Regions from separate parts of the Homo sapiens genome. Here region 2 is linked to region 1. Evidence: chromatin loops called from intact Hi-C (ENCODE). Cell type or tissue: GM12878. All regions are shown on one strand.

The links. Peaks named below come from ENCODE experiments on the same cell type or tissue, not always from the same donor. Only the 100,000 strongest peaks of a DNase experiment are listed, where the experiment ranks them.
Region 2: a loop joins it to region 1, with 2.0 times the contacts of the local background. A loop is called at or near these places in 1 of 110 quality-filtered maps.

What each region holds. Positions count from the first base shown.
Region 1 is chr4:17,813,129-17,821,128 of GRCh38, forward strand. NCAPG (non-SMC condensin I complex subunit G) reads left to right here. Exons shown (of 21, transcript NM_022346.5): 3 at 1-17; 4 at 1,725-1,870; 5 at 2,146-2,230; 6 at 4,133-4,325; 7 at 4,811-4,960. Among named protein-coding and RNA genes, the nearest start is that of NCAPG, 6.2 kb to the left of the region's middle. In GM12878, a CTCF peak has its summit at 4,089; a DNase peak (open chromatin) is centred at 4,199; H3K4me3 peaks cover 1,227 bases; H3K27ac peaks cover 684 bases.
Region 2 is chr4:18,204,814-18,212,813 of GRCh38, forward strand. All of the region lies in intron 2 of LOC107986262 (a long non-coding RNA gene), which reads left to right. Among named protein-coding and RNA genes, the nearest start is that of LCORL, 190 kb to the left of the region's middle. In GM12878, no CTCF peak of the experiment used is centred here; a DNase peak (open chromatin) is centred at 4,808.

The DNA.
Region 1 (8,000 bases):
ATGCCCAGTGGTTAATGGTGTGTGTAGTTTCCTAAATCTTTTTTCAGATTTGTTGATTTTGTTAAATTCTCAGTATTTGAAATTTTTTATTATGGTCTATACATTTGAAGAGTATAGGTAATTAATATATGATTCCGATTAAACAAAAAAAACCTAAGTAGCAACCACCCAGCTTAAAAAAAAAAGTCAGTACTTGCATCCTATCCCAGTTGCATCCCTGTCCCTCAGAAGTAACTATTAAATCCTCAGTTTGGGGTTAATTAGTCTCTTGCTTAAATTAAAAAAAATTTTTTTGCATAAATCACATATGTCTATCTTAATGTTTTCCTGTCATTTTGTGTAAATCATGCTGTATGTATATATTTAGCAGCCAATTATATTTCTATATAATACCTGTTACTGTGTTTTGCCCATTTTTTCATTGGGTTTTTAATTTAAAATACTATTTTAAAAAATTCATTTGCATTCTTTATATATTTTGAAAAGAAATCCTTGGGTTATATGAATTGTAGATCTCTTCCTGTTTTAGGTGGCTCATTGGGGTATCATTGTTTCACTCCCTTTGGGGTATCTTTTTTTTGAACAGAAATTCTTATGTCAAAAATATAAATCTCTGCCATTATGATTCGTATTTTTTAATCTCTTTTTTAAGGAACTTTTTCTTACCTATGGGGTCATAAAGGTAGTTGTATTTCATTTTTCCATATATGCCTAGGTATGTTTTAGGCACTCTTCTGTCCTTTTTGTCCCTATTACCAGTTTTATAATCACTGGTATATTTATCACTATAGTAGTTGGTATTTTTTTTGGTGTTAAAAGATACCCATAATAATATTGTGTAAAACATAGGTATTTGATAGTCAACCTGTACTTAATAATTGAGGTAGGAAAGATGTGAGAAGTACAGATAAATATATTTAAATATAAGAAATGGGTTTGTTTCAATGAATAAAACCAAAAAATATTTCCTTTTAGGTCTCATTAAAAACCAAAATAATGGGCCCTTATAAAGCCATATCAGTTTAAAATAAACTGTCTGCTATAGTAAGCTTTCTCTTAAATATTGAGGAGTAGCACAGACATAATCTTAATGATGAATTTTCTGTGACTTTTAGGGCTATTTGTTTTCACTTTTGGCCTAAGAGCCAGTCCGTTGACTAATTCCCCCTTGTGTCTTTAGAAGGGAAGTTGGTGGCCTGCGCAGCAGTGACTCAGGCCTGTAATCTCAGCACTTTGGCTCCAACCTGGGCAACATAGTGAGACCTTGTCTCCAAAAAAAAGAAAAAGAAGGAAGTTGGTGGGAAAAAAACTTCAACTAAAATATGTGAGACTAAAAAAATGACATTACTTTCTATTACAGATGGGTTCTCACTCGGGCTGGATTGCAGAGGTGTGGCCTCAAACTCCTGGGCTTAAGTGATCCTTCCACCTCAGCCTCCTAAGTAACTGGAAGCGCCACTACCATGCCTAGCTAATTTTTTATTTTAAAATTATTTTGTAGAGACAGGGGTCTTTCTATATTGCTCAGGCTGGTCTTGAACTCTTGGCTTCAAGCTCTCCACCTACCTTGGCCTCCCAAAGTGCTGGTTATAGGCAGTAGCCATCATGCCCAGCCTATCTTTATCACATTAAAGGCATTTTAAAATATCAAAATGTGTGTTATTTTATGACTGTAGTTAAATAAATAATTTCATCAGTACTAAAATGTATTGCTTTATTTTTAGCATATGCTACTTTGATTGAAAATGATTCAAATCCAGAAGTTAGACGGGCAGTGTTATCATGTATTGCACCATCAGCAAAGACTTTGCCAAAAATTGTAGGGCGCACCAAGGATGTGAAAGAGGCTGTCAGAAAGCTGGCTTATCAGGTAAATAAGTTCAATGTCTTGTGTTGGCATATTCTTAAAGGACAAGGAGCCATTTTCTTAAAGTGCCTTTGAAAAATACTTGGCATGTAATAATTTCTTCAGTTGAGGTTTTATGGAGAACACAGGTAATTTAGGTAGAATCTTACTGTATTAAGTATGTTACCAGGTATTAATTTCTTTTGGAGATTCTGGGTAATTTTCTAAGATGGTGATATTCTTATGAAATCTATAAATTGTGTTGAGGTTAATGACCATCTTTATAAATTATTTTTAAGGTTTTAGCTGAAAAGGTTCATATGAGAGCTATGTCCATTGCTCAGAGAGTAATGCTCCTTCAACAAGGTCTTAATGACAGATCAGGTAAGATAAACAACTTTATATATACAAAACTTTAGTAGATTTTGAGGTCAGACTTAACAAGGTTTAAGAAACGAGTGTCAAATCAGGTCAAGTAAGCCTGCCAGTCCCATGAACCTGGTGAAATTTATCTTGATGTATTATATAGAAAACACAGGGCTAAAGATTTTGATATATATATATTTTTGAGACAGAGTCTCACTCTATCACCCAGACTGGAGTGCTGTGGTGCAATCTTGGCTCACTGCAACCTCTGCCTTCTAGTTTCAAGCGATTCTCCTGCCTCAGCCTCCTGAGCAGCTGGGATTACAGGTGAACATCACCATGTCTGGTTAATTTTTATATTTTTATAGAGACGGGGTTTCACCATGTTGGCCAGACTGGTCTCGAACTCCTGACCTCAAGTGATGCACCTACTTCAGCCTCCCAAAGTGTTGGGATTACAGGTGTGAGCCACCGCGTCTGGCCAAGATCTTGGTATTTTGAAGGAGCAGAGCTTATTTCTTTCACCCTTTCTGTATTTTACAGATGGAGAAACAATACTTAAGTCTGTAGAGCTAATTCATGTCAGAAGTAGGAAAAGATCTATTTGCCCTCTCTCTCTGACTTAAAAAAAAAATGCTGTTCCTTATGTGTATACTTTGGTATGAATGTGTTCTGTGTATCAGAAACAACAAATAGGAATGGTCAGACCAGTATAATTTTCTTATTTTTTTTTTTTTCTGTTAGAGTAGAGTTCCCCAACATTTTTGACACCAAGGATCGATTTCATGGAAGACAGTTTTTCCACAGAGGGCGGGCTGGATGGTTTCCAGATGAAACTGTTCCACCTCAGATCATCAGGCATTACTTAGATTCTCATAAGGAGCGTGCAACCTGGATACCTCATGTGCGCAGTTCACAATAGAGTTCCTGCGCCTGAGAGAATCTAATGCATCTGCTGATCTGACAGTAGGAAGAGCTCAGGTGGTAATGCTCGTTAGACCACGGCTTACCTCCTCCTGTGCGGCCCGGTTCCTAACAGGCCACAGACTGGTACTAGTCCGTGGCCCAGGGGTTGGGGAGCCTGAGAGAATCTGCTTATAGGAATGATATTTTTTGAAGTTTTTAACTCTCATGAGAAGGCCAAGATGGCTCTATTGCGCTGTAGTGAGAAAACCGACTTGCGTTTGAAAACATTGTCAGAGGACTAATTAGTAGGATGACCTTAAAAGCTAAGACTAAGGTTTGTTCAGTGACGTGTGCTTGTATAGTTCACTACTGCAAATAGCAATCGTGTAATAGATAAAATCAGATAACAAGTGAGATAATAGCTATTACATATTCTGGGCTAACACCTGAAGCCCATTGAACCCAGGGGAGAAGGAATGTAAAGATATTTTTGTAGGCTGTGGTATTTGGTGCTGAACCTTTTCCATTTTTATTTGTAAGTGACCATTACAGTGACTTTTGCAGTATCATGGTACTTCTTTTTTTTTACCTTTAATATGCTTAGTTGGCTGGGCGCTATGGCTCACACCTGTAATCTCAGCACTTTTGGAGGCCGAGGCAGGCGGATCACGAGGTCAAGAGATTGAGACCATCCTGGCCAACATGGTGAAACAAAAATTAGCTGGGCGTGGTGGCGCATGCCTGTAGTCCCAGCTACTCGGGAGGCTGAGGCAGGAGAATCGCTTGAATCTGGTAGGTGGAGGTTGCAGTGAACCAAGATCGTGCCACTGCACTCCAGCCTGGTGACAGAGCGAGACTCTGTCTCAAAAAATATATATATACATGCTTAGTTGTGCCTCTTAACCTCTACTATTTCTATTGTAAATACTGACTTTGTTAATTAAAACAGACAAAATACAAGAGATGGAAGCTAGAGGGAGCCTTTGTTCACCTATGTTTCAAATGACTCAATAGATGCTGTGAAACAAGCTATGCAGAAGCATCTTCTTCAAGGCTGGTTACGGTTCTCTGAAGGAAATATCTTAGAGTTGCTCCATCGGTTGGATGTAGAAAATTCTTCTGAAGTGGCAGTCTCTGTTCTCAATGCCTTGTTTTCAATAACTCCTCTCAGTGAACTGGTGGGACTCTGTAAAAACAATGATGGCAGGTACATAAAGGATTCATTCTTTGAAATGTAGTACTGATTAACTTGTGCAATTAATTTGTTTTTTTTCCTCCCCATAGCTTAAGATTATATTAATACCTTTAATCTTAACTCTCTTTTGTTTTCTTTTAGTCTGATGAATATCCTTTTATCCTTCCTTTTTCCCCTCCTGGTGTAAGAACTCATAACTTTATCATAGACTATCTACTTTAGCTATGCTTTTCCCCCCTTCAGTTTCTTACTTTGATTTTTGAATTAGCCTACCATGAGAAAATCCAGCAACATGCACCCCTAGTATATGTTTGCTTATTTGGTTCTTTTTTGTTCTAAGTTTCTTCATTCCTTTTTGTGTGGATACATTAATGACTCTAATTAAAAGGATAGTGTAGTGGTTTTAAAGCAAATCTTATTATTCTCATTTTTGTACTCTTCAATTCTTAATGATAAAAAGATCATGCTTTCTCTCACACTCTTTCTTTTAAATGAAGGAAATTGATTCCAGTGGAAACATTAACTCCTGAAATTGCTTTGTATTGGTGTGCCCTTTGTGAATATTTGAAATCAAAAGGAGATGAAGGTGAAGAATTTTTAGAGCAGATTTTGCCAGAGCCTGTAGTATATGCAGACTATTTATTGAGGTAAATTTTTTTTCTTTTAGTTTGGAGAGTGATTGTGTTGCTGCATGTGTCAATCTCCCAGTCCCCTTCCTCAAAGTCATGTTTGATTGTGAATATGTTAAAAATCCTTTTTTTGTACATGTAGGGATAGTTATATACATCGAGTCTTTTTGAATATCTTGTGCTGGTCTGTATACTGAAAGAGCAAGTCACTATGTTTAGGATCATTTCTTCAAAACTGTTAAGATATGATTATGACCATTTCTGCATAAAGTTGATGATGATGATATATTATTTCTGAAATTGGTTGGCACATTTTCTGTTAAGTGTCAGATAATAAATATCTTAGGGTCCTGTGGGCCATACCGTCTGTCACAATGACTCAACTCTGCCATGGTATTGTAAAAGCAGCCAAAGACAATGTAAGTAACTGTTTTTCAATAAAACTTTTATTGACTTTTATGGCCACTAAATAGTTGAACTTTAATATTCATGTGTTAACAAAATAAGAAATTTTAAAAAATGATCAGTTAAAAATTTAAAATAGTCTTAGCTTGCAAGCTATATAACAGGTAATAGGCTGGATTTGATGCACGGAACATTGTTTTCCAATTCACAGCGTGGATCTTTGTGGCCAGTTTTATTTATTAAAAACTTACTATCTAGCTTCATGTTTTAAAGTTTTTTCAAAATATGCCTTTTTAAAAAACAATTTGGATTACCATAATTATACCTCTTAAGAAATTATTTGGATTACTTTATTTCACTTTAAAATTATACAAGAAAAACATGAATGCATTCTTGTCAAAATTCAAATACAGAGGTATAAGGAATAAAAATGTGGAATTCCCTCTTTTATTTCCTACTTCCTCAATCCCATTGATTAGCAACTAAGTGTATATTCTAGCAACCCTTAGAATTAGCAACTAAACAATATAGGGTGTATATTCAAACCTCTTTCTCTGCATTTATATACATTTTTTGAGTACAGGTTTCTTTAAAAATATAACACTGTGTATATACTTTTTTTTTCAACTGATAACTGAGATCATTATATATTGGTGCATATATAATGTAATAGATACTGTTACAGTCTTAACAGCATATCATTCCGTAGTATGGTGGTAACATTTAATTTATTCCTCTGTTGATGGACATTTAGGATGTTTCCATTTTTCACTGATAAAAGCAAAAGTATGTTAAATTTCCTTTACATTTTTGGGTACCTTTGGGATTTTTGGGGGTTAATTCCAAGAAATAAGTTGCTACACCAAAGGATAATATATGTATATTTTGATAGATATTGGTATGTAGGTTTTTAACTTCAACTTTATGGTTTATTTTTTTTTTTTTGAGACGGAGTCTTGCTCTGTCGCCAGGCTGGAGTGCAATAGTGCAATCTCGGCTCACTGCATCCTCCGCCTCCCGGGTTCAAGCGATTCTCTTGCCTCAGCCTCCTGAGTAGCTGGGACTACAGGCACGCGCCTCCATGCCCAGCTAATTTTTGTATTTTTAGTAGAGATGGGGTTTCACCATGTTGGCCAGGATGGTCTCAATCTCTTGACCTCGTGATCTGCCTGCCTTGGCCTCCCAAAGTGCTGGGATTACAGGCGTGAGCCACAGCGCCCAGCCTGATGTATTTTTTTAAAAAAGCTTCCATATAATATGAATTATGGACCTGAATTATCTGTATGAAGTACAGTTCTCTGCTTTTGTTTAAAATGATCTCACATAAAAGTTAGGCAGCAAAGCTGTGCATGCCTCTAAATTTCCCCTCAAAAATCCTAAATCTAGGATAAGTATCTCAAATGTGAGCCAGTAGGGAAACTATAGCTCAAGCCCATGTTAACATCATGAAGAACCTGTGTGAATCTAATGAGCATTTTAATGTTAATTATTTCAGACTTTGACATTTAAGTAGGGAATTCATTATAATGCTGTTTGGGCCATGTTGAAATGTTTCCAAAAGGAATGAGTTTGTGGCAAAGTTTAATAATATATATAAATATAAAAGATGTTTATAGAAGGTAGTGAAAATATAAGAAAATATGAGGAAATGTTAAATATTTAAATGGCATAAAGGGGGAGGAGTTTTCCTCAAGGACAGCATCAGAAGGTGACTTGTAAAAAGCTTGATTCCTCCCTTCTGAAAGGTCAGGGATTAACATTTCCTTTGTCACTCTCTTAGTTTTGAAATAAGTAACTTTAACCTCTTCGACTTATTTTCTTCACCTTTAAAGAGGAAAATTTTCGGCTGGGTGCGGTGGCTCATGCCTGTAATCCCAGCACTTTAGGAGGCTGAGGCCGGTGGATCACGAGGTCAGGAGATCGAGACCATCCTAGCCAACATAGTGAAACCCCGTCTCTACTAAAAATACAAAAAAATTAGCTGGGCGTGGTGGCAGGCGCCTGTAGTCCTAGCTACTCGGGAGGCTGAGGTAGGAGAATAGCGTGAACCTGGGAGGTGGAGCTTGCAATGAGCCGAGATCGCGCCACTGCACTCCAGCCTGGGCAACAGAGCAAGACTCCGTCTCAAAAAAAACAAAAAAAAGAAAACTTTCAGAAATTTATTTTAGTGATTGTTGAAAGAATACCTAAAAAATAGAATGAGTGTCTTTTTGGAGGAACATGACTAGATGGGATTAGTATACTTGAGTACAGAAACAAAATTAAATTGAAAAATTGTTTCCTGATAATCTCAGGAATATGTTTTCAGGCATACTGTATATTTTAGGCAGTAGATTCAATGACTAAGAACTCTGATGTGAAACAATTTTGGTTAACCAAGGTGCTCACTTAAAGAGCAAACGAGGAAATGAGGATTATCAAATTAGAGTAAGTAAAAGGGACAACAATAAAATTTGTTGAAAGCCATCTTAAATATAAATTCTTAGACTTTAAAATACTTTCTTGAGTGGTCTCTTCATTATAATAAATGTCTTTATAAATGGTTAGGATTTCATGGTAACTAAAATTGGTGGGTCAGTTTTAAGTTGTATTTATGCAGTTGAGGATTTTTAATCTATTAATTAAACAACTGTTTGAATTTACTTAAAAAAAA
Region 2 (8,000 bases), 390 kb after region 1:
GGTGACAACAGCAAGATAAGCATTGCTTAGAAACCATAATTTTTCTATTGTATTTGTCTAGTTAATAAAGAGAGGCATTTTATTTTTCCCTGGTGACCACTTGTACTTTGTTCAGTAATTAAGGAAGTAAGTCAGTGCTCCTAGATTTTCACCTATTCCATAACCTCTGCAGATTTGTCCAGGGTGCCAGAGGCAATTGTGTTATGTTGTTGGGTAGTTATGAAAAAGCCTGAGATGAAACCAGGGAGGGTTCTAATAGTAACACCTTAAACTAGTATCAATAATTTTCTCAGTATCAAATATATCAAATATATTCTGCCTGAGAGTAATCTGCAGGTTTCTTTTCAGCACTTATGTTTTAGATTTTTCAGAAACATCTCTTCAGCCTCAGTGAAATAAGTTAAAAAATGCATGTCATCCCTGTATATTTTCACGTATACATTTGCTTATAGGGGAAGCTGCACCTTTGCTGTTAAATGATGGTTTGAATCCTAGCTCTACTAGTAATTAGCTGCATGACCTTAAGCAAGTTACTTAACCTTCTTAAGCCCTTGTTTTCTCTTCTATAAATTGATACTAATGACATTACTTACCTCATGGTATTGGGGTGAGGGTTAAATGAGGCAATGCACGTAAGATACTTTCTATGGTGCTTAACACACAGTAAGTGTTTAATAAGCATTTTAATTATTACCATTGTTAAAGTGTATTTATATATAGACATATGGACTCTGCATTGCACTCTGAATTAATGATGCTGATTTTTGCACAAAGTTCATAAATTCATTCTACTTACATTCTTCTCACTCTATCAAAACAAAACAGTTACTAGCAATCGTCGTGAAGTGTGCTTTTTTGCCTTGTTTTTGCCTATGTTTGAAGTCTCCACACTGGTGTCCTCCCTTCCTGGAAGCTTCTCCTTACTCCACTCCCTCCAGCTGGTACCCTTTATTCTGCACAGCACAGAACTCTGAACCCACCTTGGTGAAGGCTCTGTCATTATAAGGACATCGCTGGTTTCCCTGTCTTTCTCTCCAGACGGTGAACATCATGTCTCGTTAATCTCAGCATTCCTGCTGCTTTGTGCAAATGTGGTTATAGTAAGAGACCAATAAAGGTTTCTTGAACAAATGAGTGTAAAATACCACTATTTATGTTATGCAAAGACTGATCTTCTTTCAGTGTTGTTGTCCTCTTTTATATTACTTTTAGCTGTAGTTTTGTTTTTTATTCAAATAATCTTCAGAACTTGTGGCACATCCTTTAAAAATTTTATGTCAAAGTGAAAGGCTTTTACACTGAAAATGACAAAATGTTGCTGAAATTTGAAATGAAAGAAGACACAATTAAATTGGAAGACATCTTGTGTTCATGGACTGGGAGACTTAATACTGTTAAGATGTTCATACTACCCAAAGCAATCTACAGATTCAAAGCAATCCTGATCAATACCGCAATGACATTTTTGCAGAAATAGTAAAAGTCATCGTAAAATTTCTATGGAATTTCAATGTACCCTGAATAGCCAAAACAATCTTGAAAAAAAGATGAAATTGAAGGTCTCACACTCTGTGAATTCAAAACATTGCAAAGCCACAATAGTAAAGAAAGTGTGGTAGTGGCATAAAGACAAATAATCCAATGGAACGGAGTAGAGAGCCCAGAAATAAACCCTCATGTATAAGATTAAAATAATCTTCAGTGAGGGTGCTGAGAGCACTCAGTGGGGAAAGCACAGTCTCTTCAACAAGTAATGTTGGAAAAACTGGATACCTACATGCCGTACATGTGAAAGAATGATGTTGAATCTTTATCTTATGCCATTTACAAAAATTCAATAAAGAATGGATTAAAAACCCAAATGTAAGCTCTAAAACTATGAAACTCCTAGAAGAAAATGTAGGAGTAATTTCACAATATTGGACTTGCGAGTAATTTCTTGACTATGACAACAAAGGCACAGGAAACAAAAGCAAAAATAAACAAACGGAATTACATTGAACTTAAAACTTTTGTGCATCAAAGGATACAATAACAGAGTAAAGAGGCAACCTACAAAATGGGGGAAATATTTACAAATCATATATGTAATGAGGGGTTAATGTCCGGCATATATAAGAACTTCTACAACTCAATAACAACAACAACAAAATATACAATCTAATTTAAAAATGTACAAAGGACTTGAGTGGACATTTCTCCAAAGATAATATACAAATGGCCAATAAGCACATGAAAAGATGCTTGACATCACTAATCATCAGAGAAATGCAAATCAAAACTAGGCAACATAGTGAGACCCTGTCTCTACAAAAAAATTAAAGAAATTAGCCAGGTGTGGTGGTGCATGCCTGTGGTTCCAGCTACTGGGATGGCTGAGATAGGAGGATGACTTGATCCCAGGAGGTCAAGGCTGCAGTGAGCCGTGATCACACCACTGCAGTCCACCCTGGGTGACAGAGCAAGACCTGTCTGTAAAACACACACACACACACACACACACACACACACACACACACCACAAAAAACAAACCACACCCCAGTAAGATATCACCTCACAGCCACTAATTGACTACTGTAAAAAAACAGAAAATATAAAGTGTTAATGAAGATGTGGAGACATTGGAACCATTGTAGACTGTTGGTAGGATTGCAAAATGGTGCAAACATTAGGGAAAATAGTATGAAGTTTCCTCAAAAAATTAAATTACCTTATGATCCAGCAATCCCACTTCTGTGTATCTCTCTAAAGGATATAAAATCAGTATGTTAAGAGATATCTGCATTCCCGTGTTCATTGTAGCATTATTTAAAATAGCCAAGAAGTGGAAGCAACTCTTTTTTTTCAGTTCTGTCATATATATGTATTTTTTCTTTCCAATTTTTGTTTCAAGTTTGAGGAGTACATATGCAGGTTTGTTATGAGTAAATTGCATGTCACAGGGGTTTGGGGTACAGATTATTTTGTCACTCAGGTAATAAGCATAGTACCTAATAGGTACAATCCTCACTCTCCTCCTACTCTCCACCATCAAGTAGGCTCCAGTGTCTATTGTTTCCTTCTTTGTGTCCGTGTTTAGCTCCCACTTATAAGTGAGAATATGCATTATTCGGTTTTCTGTTCATGTGTTAATTCACTTAGCATAATGGCCTCCAGCTGCATCCATGTTGCTGCAAAGGACATAATTTTGTGCTTTTTAATGGCTGTTTAGTATTTCATGGTGTATATGTACCACATTTTCTATATCTAGTCCATTGTTAATGGGCATTTAGGTTGGTTCCATGTTTTTGTTATTGTGCTGCAATGAACATACAAGTGCGTATGTCTTTATGGTAGAAAGACTTACATTCCTTTGGTTATGTACCCAGTAATAACATTGCTGGGTCAAATGGCAGTTTGTTTTAAGTTCTTCGAGAAATTTACAAACTGCTTTCCACAGTGAACTGAACTAGTTTACATTCCAACCAACAGTGTATAAGCATTCCCTTTTATCTGCATTCTCACTAGCATCTATTATTTTTGACTTTTTAATAGTAACCATTCTGACTTGTGTGATTTGCATTTTTCTAATGACTAGTGATGTTGAGCATTTTTTCATATGCTTGCTGGCTGCATGTATGTCTTTTTTTGAGAAGTATCTGCTTGTGTTCTTTGCCCACTTTTAAATGAAGTTGTTTCTTGCTTATTAATGTATTATTAAGTTTCTTATAGTTTCTGGATATCGGACCATTGTCAGATGCATGGTTTGCAAAAATTTTCTCCCATTCTGTAGGTTGTCTGTTTATTCTGTTGATAATTTCTTTGCTGTGCAGGAGCTCTTCGATTTAATTAGATCCCATTTGTCAATGTTCGTTTTTGTTGCGATTGCTTTTGGAGTCGTCATGAAATTTTTGCTAAGACCTATGTCCAAAATGGTATTTCCTAGCTTTTTCTAGGTTTGTTTTTTATAGTTTTAGGTTTTACATTGAAGAGTTTAATGCATCTTGAATTGATTTTTGTATATGATGTAAGGAAGGGGTCCAGTTTCAATCTTTTTCATGTGACTAGCCAGTAATCCCATCATCATTTATTAAATAGGGAGTCCTTTCCTGGTTGCTTCTTTTTGTTAGCTTTGTTGAAGATCAAATGGTTGTAAATGTTCAGACTTATTTCTGGGTTCTCTATTGTGTTCCATTGATCTATGTGTCTGTTTTTGTACAAGTATCATGCTGTTTTGGTTACTGTAGCCTTTGAGTGTACTTTGAAATAGGGTAGTGTGTTGCCTCTGGCTTTGTTCTTTTTGCTTAGGATTGTTTTGGCTATTCAGGCTCTTTCTTGTTTTTGGTTCCATATGAATTTTAAAATCGTGTTTTTCTAATTCTGTGAAAAAGTCATTGGTAGTTTGATAGGAATAGCACTGAATCTGTAAATTGCTTTGGGCAGTATAGCCATTTTAACAATATGATTCTTCCTATCCATGAGAGTGGACTGTTTTTTATTTGTTTGTGTCATCTCTCATTTTCTTCAGCAGTGTTTTGTAATTCTTGTTGTAGAGATCTTTCAACTCCCTGGTTAGCTGTATTCCTAGGTATTTTTTGTGTAGCTATGATGAATGGGATTGTGTTCTTGATTTGGCTCTAAGCTTGGATGTTGTTGGTGTATAGAATTGCTACTAATTTTTGTACATTGATTTTGCATCCTCAAACCTTGCTTAAGTTGTTTATCAGATCCAGGAGCTTTTTGGCATAGACCATGGGGTTATCTAGATATAAAATCATATTGTCTACAAAGCAAGGTAGTTTGACTTCCTCTTTCTTTTAGATGTCTTTTATTTCTTTCTTTTGCCTGATTGCTCTTACTAGGACTTTCAGTACTATTTTGAATAGAAGTGGTGAAAGTGGGCATGCTTGTCTGGTTCCAGTTCTCAAGGGGGAATTCTAGCTTTTGCCCATTCAGTATGATGTTGGCTGTGAGTTTGTTATAGATGGCTCTTATTATTTTGAGGTATTTTCCTTCAATGTTTAGTTTGTTGAGGTTTTTAACATGAAAGGATGTTGAATTTTATTGAAAGCGTTTTCTGCATTTATTGATATGATCATGTGGTTTTTGTTTTTAGTTCTTTTTGTGTGATGAATCACATTTATTGATTCGTGTATGTTGAACCAACCTTGCAACCCAGAAATAAAGTGTACTTGATCTTGGTGGATTAACTTTTTGATGTGCTGCTGGATTTGGTTTGCTAGTATTTTGTTGACGATTTTTGCATCTATGTTCTTCAGGCATATTGGCCTGACGTTTCCTATTTTTTGTCTTTGCCAAGTTTCAGTATCAGAATGATGCCGGCTTCCTAGGATGAGTTAGAGAGACATGTCTCTCCTCAGTTTTTTGGAATAGTTTCAGTAGGCTTGGTACCTGCTCCTTTTTATACAACTGGTAGAATTTGGCTATGAATCCATGTGGTCCAGTGCTTTTTCTGATTGGTAGGTTTTCTTTGTTATTACTGATTCAGTGTTGACACTTATTATTGGTTTTTCAGGTTTCAATTTCTTCCTGATTTAATATTGGGAGGTTGTATGTTTCCAGGAATTTATCCATTTCTTCTAGGTTTTCTAGTTTGTGTGCATGGAAGTGTTCATAATAGTCTCTGAGCCTTTTTGTTTCTCTGTGGGGTCATTATTAATTTTCACTTTGTCATTTCTGATTGTGTCTATGTGTGTCTTTTTTTCTTTATTAGTCTAGCTAGTGGTCTGTGGATCTTATATATTCTTTCAATGCACCAACTTTTGGTTTTATTGATCTTTTGTATGGTTATTCACATCTCAATTTCATTCAGTTCAGGTCTCATTTTGGTTATTATCTTTGCTTCTGCTAGTGTTGGCATTGGTTTGCTCTTGTTTTTCAAGTTCCTCTAGGTGTGATATTAAGTTGTTAATCTGAGATCTTTCTAACTTTGATGCGGGCTTTTAGCACTATAAACTTTCAACACTGCTTTAGCTGTGTTGTAGAATTCTGTTATGTGTTATCTTTGCTTTCACTAGTTTCAAATAATTTCTTGATTTCTGTCATAATTTCATTGTTTACCAAGTCATTCAGGAGAAGTTTAATTGCCATGTAATTGTATGGTTTTGAGAAATTTTCTTAGTATTGATTTTTATTTTTATTGTGCTGTGGTCTGAGAGTGTGATTGGTATGATTTGGCTTTTATTTTTTTGAATTTGTTGAGAATTGTTTTATGGCTGAGGGTGTGGTCCATTTTGGAGTATGTGTCATGTGCAGATGAGAAGAATGTCTATTATGTTGCTGTTGAGTGGAGTGTTCTGTAGATGTCTGTTAGTTCCTTTTGGTAAGTGTGAAGTTTAGGTCCCGAATACCTTTGTTGGTTTTCTGCCTTGATCTGTCTAATACTGTCAGTAGAGTGTTGAAGTCTCCCACTATTATTATGTGGTTATCTAAGTTTCTTCATAGGTCTCTAAGAACTTGTTTGATGAATCTGGATGCTCTTGTGTTGGGTGTATATATATTCAGGATGGCCAAGTCTTCTTGTTGAATTGAACCCTTTATCATTATGTACTCCTCTTTTTGTCTTTTTCAATCAGTTTGTTTAAAGTCTGTTTTGTCTGAAATTGGAATAGCAATTCCTGCTTTTTTGTGTTTTCCATTTGCTGGTAGGTTTTTCTCCATCCCTTTACTCTGAGCCTATGAATGTCATTGCTTGTGAGATGGGTCTTTTAAAGACAGCATACAGTAGAGTCTTGCTTCTTTATCCAACTTTCTACTCCATGCTTTTTAATGGGGTCTTTAGCCCATTTATGTTCAAGGTCAATATTGATATTTGTGAGTTTGATCCTGTCATCATGTTGTTAGCTGATTGTTATGCAGATTTGATTGTATTCTTGTTTCATAGTGTCAATTATCTACGTACTGAAGTGTGTTTTTGTCGTGGCCAATAATGGTCTTTCCTTTCCATATTTAGCACTCTGTGAAGGACCTTTTGTAAGGCAGACCTGGTGTTAATGAATTCACTTAGCATTTGCTTGTCTGAAAAGAATTTTATTTCTCCATTGTTCATGAAGCTTAGTTTGGCTGTACATGAAATTCTTGGTTGGAATTTTTCTTTAAGAATGCTGAATATAGGCCCCCAGTCTCTCTTCTGGCTCGTAGGGTTTCTGCTGAAAGGTCTGCTATTAGCCTGATGAGGTTCCCTTTGTAGATGACCTACCCCTTCTATCTAGCTGCCTTTAATTTTTTTTCTTTCACATTGACCTTGCAGAATCTGATGAGTATGCATCTTGGGAATGGTCATCTTGTATAGTATCTCACAGGGGTCCTATCAATTTCCTGAATTTGAATGTCAATCTCTCTAGCAAGGTTGGGGAAAATTTCCATGGACAATATCCTCAAATATATTTTCCAAGTTGCTTGGTCTCTCACTCTCTTTCAGGTACGCCAATGACTGGTAGATTTGATCTCATATATAATCCCATATTTCTGGAAGGTTTTGTTCATTCTTCTTTGTTCTTTTTCTTATTTTTGTCTGACATAGTTGACTTGAGAAACCAATCTTCAAGCTCTGAGATTCTTTCCTCAGCTTGATCTACTCTGCTGTTAATGCTTCAGATTTTATTATGAAATCCTTGTAGTGAGTTTTTCAGCCCTATCATATCAGTTTGCTTCTTTCTTAAAATGGCTCTTTCACCTTTAACCTTTTGAATCATTTTATTGGATTTCTTAGATTCTTTGGATTGGGTTTTAACTTTCTTCCAAATCTTGAAGATCTTCATTGATTTCCAGATTCTCAATTCTATGTATACTATTTCAGCCTGGTTAAAAGCCATTGTTGGGGGGCTAGGGTAGTCATCTGGAAGTAAGAAAACACTCTGGCTTTTTGAGTTGCCAGAGTTCTTGTGTTAGCTCTTTCTCATCTGTGTGGGCCCAGATCTTGGAGTTGCTCTCCTTTGGATGTGTTTTTTTTGCTTTTATATCCTTTGGTGCCCTTGAAGTTTGATTGTCATATAAGCTG